Regions from separate parts of the Homo sapiens genome. Here region 1 is linked to region 2. A link is a contact called in ENCODE Hi-C or POLR2A ChIA-PET data. All regions are on one chromosome and are shown on one strand. Each heading gives the region's core, a stretch centred on a gene start or an enhancer-like site at or near the end of the contact. The rest is flanking DNA. Distances are from core to core; before and after follow the strand shown.

What was found. Hi-C counts contacts between places; a loop is a spot of excess contacts on that map. ChIA-PET counts read pairs that join two places held with the same protein, here RNA polymerase II (POLR2A). Pooled maps may share reads with other maps.
Region 1: a pooled map shows a loop between it and region 2 (10-fold over the local background). The contact joins two enhancer-like sites. A Hi-C loop is called at or near these places in 1 of 37 single-sample maps with no recorded cell type and 6 of 50 pooled maps. POLR2A ChIA-PET finds 5 or more read pairs at or near these places in 4 of 52 experiments (H1, OCI-LY7, WTC11 and 1 more).

Annotation. Positions count from the first base shown.
Region 1 is chr21:43,033,066-43,036,237 of GRCh38, forward strand. PKNOX1 (PBX/knotted 1 homeobox 1) reads left to right here. Exons shown (of 11, transcript NM_004571.5): 11 at 1-866. Among named protein-coding and RNA genes, the nearest start is that of CBS, 41 kb to the right of the region's middle. Within about 2 kb of position 1,251, at least 2 of the 41 ENCODE cell types and tissues checked have a DNase peak (open chromatin) inside an H3K27ac peak, as active enhancers do.
Region 2 is chr21:42,990,970-42,993,805 of GRCh38, forward strand. The region is part of intron 1 of PKNOX1 (PBX/knotted 1 homeobox 1); the gene reads left to right. Among named protein-coding and RNA genes, the nearest start is that of PKNOX1, 18 kb to the left of the region's middle. RefSeq lists an enhancer at 1,490-2,013. Within about 2 kb of position 1,587, at least 11 of the 41 ENCODE cell types and tissues checked have a DNase peak (open chromatin) inside an H3K27ac peak, as active enhancers do.

The DNA of each region.
Region 1 (3,172 bases), core at 1-2,500, 42 kb after region 2:
ATGTGTCTTGAGACCCAAATTGAGCATGTTGCTGTTATTCCTGCCCTGCACCTGTGGAGCAGGAGTGGCAGGGCTGGCTGTGCTGGGTTCCAGCTCGCTCCCACCGAGGGACTAGCTTGGCCTTTGCGCTTTGATTCCAGATAGTAAGATGAGTGGAAGTGTTTATCGAGCATGCAAAAGAAACCCTCACGGCTAAGGGCTCTGGGAGTTGTGTCTGTGTGACCTGAGAGTGATCCATCTCCTGCCTGTGTGAGGTAGCAGTGGGCACTTTTCATTGAGACAAACTCCAGGGTGTCCAGAGGGGGTTCTGCCCCTTGTGAAGGCCCATTCCTGGCACTTAGAGACAGAAAGAACTCAGCAATCTTTCGTTCTAGTTATATTCGGTCTTTGAAACTGACAATCTTTGAAATGTGAATACTGTAACAATATGTTTTCTTGGATTGTTGTCTTTAAAAAGGATTTTTGTGAAGCAATTGATTTATCAAAGCAAAAAAATTAAAAATAGAAACTTGCTTTATGGATGTTTTATTTTATAAAGCTCATGTCACCAAAAGCTGCTTCTCCATTTTATGTAAAACATTGAGAATGTTTTCATGTTTTCTGGTGACATGTAGGGTCTGTAGTCACCCCTGCATATTGAGAAACTAGGACCACACTGCATCGGACTAGTCAGGTCCATTTACATGTCCAAGAATCTTTTCTTAAATTCCTTACTTTGTTCATTCATTGGCTGTTCAGGCAGAAAATGGAAACAGGTAGCTTTTATGTTTTTTATTATAGTTTTCCACAAATCTAATTATTTTGATAGTTACAAGAAGATAATGATTCATCAGTAAGCTAACATAATCCCTTTCATAGTTCATATTATAAATTTTCATGACAAGAAAGTTCCTGAAGATTTAAAAGGTACATTAAAACAATTTCAGAGGGTTTTTAATCTTTGTTGTCCAGAGTGTTATAACTCCCAACAACTGTTCATGCTTAGAGGCTAAAGTCAGCAGACTTAGTATTTTAAAAACCACATGCAAAATTATGAGTCTTGTTGGTAATTAGTAGTGACAGCTGACTGTATTGTTTCAAGCAATGTTTTCATTGGTTACAGAAAACTGAGGCACTGTGTTGTATTTCCAGCTCCCTTAGTTCAGAGGTGAGAGGACGGGCATGAACTTTATTAATGTGGGGCCTCAGGCAGCCCCAGTCTCTCTAGGCTTCCAGGGCTTCATTTATGAAAAGGAAGAACTGGCTTATAAGGTTTATTCTAGCCTTACAATGATGTTTATGACTAATAAGATTCTATCTCTCCATCTAAAGACTGATGAGGAAGTGAGTAATGGTCTAGCAAATCCAGAAAATAAGAAATATTTGGATTAAATATTTAGTGTTTCACAGTTTTTGAATTATATGAATGTCATAAACAATGTCTACTGTTTTTAGCTTTCATGCCATTCTATTATGTATACTCTCAGAAGAAATTCTTAGTACAAGGCCGGGCGCGGTGGCTCCCGCCTGTAATCCCAGCACTTTGTGAGGCCAGGGTGGGCGGATCACCTGAGGTCAGGAGTTTGAGATCAGTCTGGCCAACATGGTGAAACCCCATCTCTACTACAAACACAAAAATTAGCCAGGCATGGTGGCAGGCACCTGTAATCCCAGCTACTCGGGAAGCTGAGGCAGGAGAATCTCTTGAATCCGGGAGGCGGAGGTTGCAGTGAGCTGAGATTGTCCCACTGCACTCCAGCCTGGGGCATAGAGCGAGACTCTGTCTCAAAAAAAAAAAAAATTCTTAGTACAAATTATTTTTGCCCTTGTACAGTGGGATATTTTTACCTTCACTAAGACCTAGGATAGTTGTTTAACTATCATTGTTTATAAAATCTGCGAGACTAGTGACTATATAGCATCTAAGCACATGTGACTGAAAGCAGTGAATGCCCGGGGTGGCATCTGGGCCTGGGGCCAGCTTTTCCCAATCCCACGTCTTCACCATGCAGCCCAGGTCGGGTCTGGCACCTGCAGGCTCCTCTCTGCCAGGCCTCCTCAGGTCTGGCTTTTGTAGTCTATAAAGGACTAGTTAGTGTTGCTTACTTGGATAATTTGTAAGTATTCTGTATAAAAATCGTATTTAGAAGGTATTATCTTATACAGATGTTTCCATTCTTTATCTCCCACAGCAACCCACACTCTCATGGCTTCTGCTGCGGGAAGCGCTCCTTCCTGGGATTCCCTGGCACAGTTCAGATGAGTATTTCTCCACCTTCACTGGCTGCTCTCCTCTAGCTCCACAGTCTCTACAACCCAGGTCTACACTAACACACAAGACAATGTAAACTGTTAAGGGCTTCACAACTTATTTCTGACATGGATTGCTGTGTTAAGATAATATGAAAGAAAACTCAGTGAATATAAAGTAAAATATTTTAAAATATAACTGATTTTTCTACAGGCCATTTTCTAAAAATGTCTAAGCAGCTAAGGACTTCAACCCTGTAAAAAGCAAGAATGGTTTTAATATAAATCAGGAATTCTAGACCGGGCGTGGTGGCTCACACCTTTAGTCCCAGCACTTTGGGAGGCCGAGGCAGGCAGATCACCTGAGGTCAGGAGTTTGAGACCAGCCTGGCCATCACGGAGAAACCTGGTCTCTACTAAAAATAAAAAAATTAGTCGGGCATGGTGGTGGGTGCCTGAAATCCCAGCTACTCGGGAAGCTCAGGCAGGAGAATCGCTTGAACCCAGGAGGTGGAGATTGTAGTGAGCCGAGACCACGCCACTTCACTGCAGTCTGGGCGACAGAGCAAGGCTCTGCCCCAAAATAAATAAATAAATAAATAAATAAATAAATAAATAAGGAATTCTTTTATTCCAGCATCTTTCAAAAGAAACATTTTAGGCTGGGCGCAGTGGCTCACACCTGTAATCCCAGCACTTTGGGAGGCCGAGGCCAGTAGATCACAAGGTCAGGAGTTCCAGACCAGCCTGGCCAGTATGGTGAAACCCCGTCTCTACTAAAAATATAAAAAATTAGCCGGGCATGGTGGTGCATGCCTGTAGTCCCGGCTACCCGGGAGGCTGAGGCAGGAGAATTCCACGAACCCGTGAGACCGAAGTTGTGGTGAGCCAAGTTCACACCACTGCACTCCAGCCTGGGCGACAGAGCGAGACTCCGTCTCAA
Region 2 (2,836 bases), core at 337-2,836:
CCTTCCTAGGTTTCGTGACCTGCCTCAGGAGAGAAGGGTTGGGGAAGGTCAGAGAGATGTTCCTGCACAAGCTGCTTCTCAAATTCTTTCAGCTTCAAATATTCAGTGTGCCCAGGTGCCACATTTTGGGGTAGCATGTCCTGAACCTTGTCAAAACTATATGGATGTTTTAATATAGTTTTAAAATAAAATGAAGTCAAAAGTTGGGGGGAAGTAGTCTCTAAAAATTGAAAGCAGCCGAGCACTGTGACTCACAGCTGTAACCCCAGCATTTCGTGAGGCCAAGGTGGGAGGATCGCTTGAAGCCAAGAGTTCGATACCAGCCTTGGAAACAGCCAGACCCCATCTCTACAAAAAAAGAAAAAAAAAAAACCCTGAAAGCAAAACGAATAAAAATAACCAAACCACAAATTGAGTTGGTGGCTTAACTATACAGAGAGGAGTTATTTCAAGTGACTTCAAAACAAATTGTATTGGCCAGGCGTGGTGGCTCACGCCTGTAGTCCCAGCACTTTGGGAGATCGAGGCAGTAGGATCATGAGGTCAGGAGATTGAGACCATCCTGGCTAACACAGTGAAATCCCGTCTCTACTAAAAATTCAAAAAAATTTAGCTGGGCATGGTGGCGGGCACCTGTAGTCCCAGCTACTCGGGAGGCTGCGGCAGGAGAATGGCGTGAACCCCAGAGGCGGAGGCGGAGCTTGCGGTGAGCCAAGATCGTGCCACTGCACTCCAGCATGGGCGACAGAGCGAGACTCCGTCTCAAAAAAAAAAAAACAAACCAAAAAAACAAATTGTATTGTACATCCTAGCAGGGTAAATCCTAAAGACAAAATAACTAAAAAGAAACCCTGGGCAGTTTTTAGTATGTGAATTGTTAGTAATAACATTTTAACTTATTTATTTATTTATGTACTTACTGACTTACAGCTACTTTTTGAGATGGGATCTTGCTCTATCAGCCAAGCTGGATCATGCCACTGCACTCAGCTTCCAAACCTTTGCTCTTGCTGGAGATGCACTACTACAAATAAGCCACAGGACATCACTTTCTTCAGACCCTGCAGAGCATGTTACACTCATGTGGCTTCGGAAGCTGCATTCTGGTCACAGCTGAGCGTCTTTCGTGGTGCTTGCCTCATGGGCCAGCTGCTTCATCAGCTCACCCTGTGTTTCCCATTTTGAATAATGCCGTAATTCATAGGTTGAATTGATGTAATTCACTGTTGCAGGCACCAGAGTTGTACAGATTGTTGACAAGTGTCCTGTCCTTGTGAGTTCGACCTTATCTTAGAAGCACAATTATTTTATCGTCAGAGGTCAGGCTGTGTAGAAGAAATAGCAGGGCTTTGGAGCTGGACAGATTGAAGTCACCCAACCTCTGGTACATCTGTGTCCTCAACAGGGAAACAAGGACAACTAACCTATCTGCGTCTTCTAGAGTAGTCTGGTCACAGCTAGTGTGAACCCCCCGGTCACACTGTTAGTGGCAAAAAACCATTTTATTATGTGGACAAATTCTGTGGACCAGGAATATGGAGAGGAAGTGGCCGTCTCTCCTCCAGGATGTCTGAGTCCTCAGCTGGGACGACTCAGCGGCTGGGGGTGACGTAATGACTGAGGAATGGTATCTTCTGGAGGCGCTTTCTGAAATCCGTCAGCTGGAACACGAGCTGGGGATACTGACCAGAGCACACGTGCAGACTCCACAGGACCTGGGCTTCTTCACAGATTAGAGGAGGTCTTCACAGCACTGGGGGTTCCCTCACAGCACTGGGGGGTTCCCTCATAGCATTGGGGGCTTCCTCACAGCACTGGGGGGTTCTCTCACAGCACTGGGGGGCTTCCTCACAGCAATGGGGGCCTTCCTCACGGTATCGGGGGCTCCCTAATAGCATTGGGGGCTTCTTTGATATCATTGCGAGCTTCCTCACAGCACTGGGGGGCTTCCTCAGCACTGGGGGTCTCCTTTATGTCATTAGGGGGCTTTCTCATAGCAGTGTCAGGGGGGCGTTCCTCACAGCATGGGGCTTCCTGGTAGTCGGAGTGTCACTATGAACAAGATGGAAGCCTCCTTGCCTTTTCTAACCCAGCTCTGGAGTCGCACACCATCATTTCCACTGCATTCTCTTGTTCTCAAATGAGTCACTAGGTCAGCCTGGATTGCAGAGGAAGGGACAAAGACCTCGTGTCTCGATGGGAGAAATGCCATAGAGTTGGGGGATGCACTGGCCTTGGCATGTAGTAGACACAGCTCTGTCTGCCCTCACTGCCCCTTTCCTCCCCTCACGAAGCTCCATTCTTCTCCTGACACTCAAAACGCTGACTGAACGAATGTCCGTCTCGCCTCCACAGGGCCTACATCAACAGGACTCGCGGGCCGAGCTTCCAGGCGCCTTGAGTGGCTGGGCCGGGCCTCCACGTTGCCCTGCTGCAGGGTTAGGTGGGAGCGAGACTGGCCCCACTCCTGTTGACTGTTCCACCAGCACCTTCAGTTTGTGGAAGTGGTTGTGTCCAAAGAGATTTTCGTAAAAACATCACAATTCTAAAACTTTTTTTTTTTTTTCACAATTCTAAAACTTTATGCATTTTTGGCATTTAAAAAGCCCTGGCAAGTCTACTGCCTTATTTCTCCTGCTCCCTTGGCCTGTGGGTCTGTTCCTGTATGGTTACCCACTTTGTTTTTTTTGTTTTTTTTTTTTTTTGCTGTTACTGTGGCTTTGTAGTATATTTTAAAATTTGGTATTCGTTAACTCTTTTTTTTTCTTTTTTTTTTTTTTTGAAACAGAGTCTCGTTCTGTTGCCTGGCCTGGAGTGCAGTGGTGCAGTCTGGGCT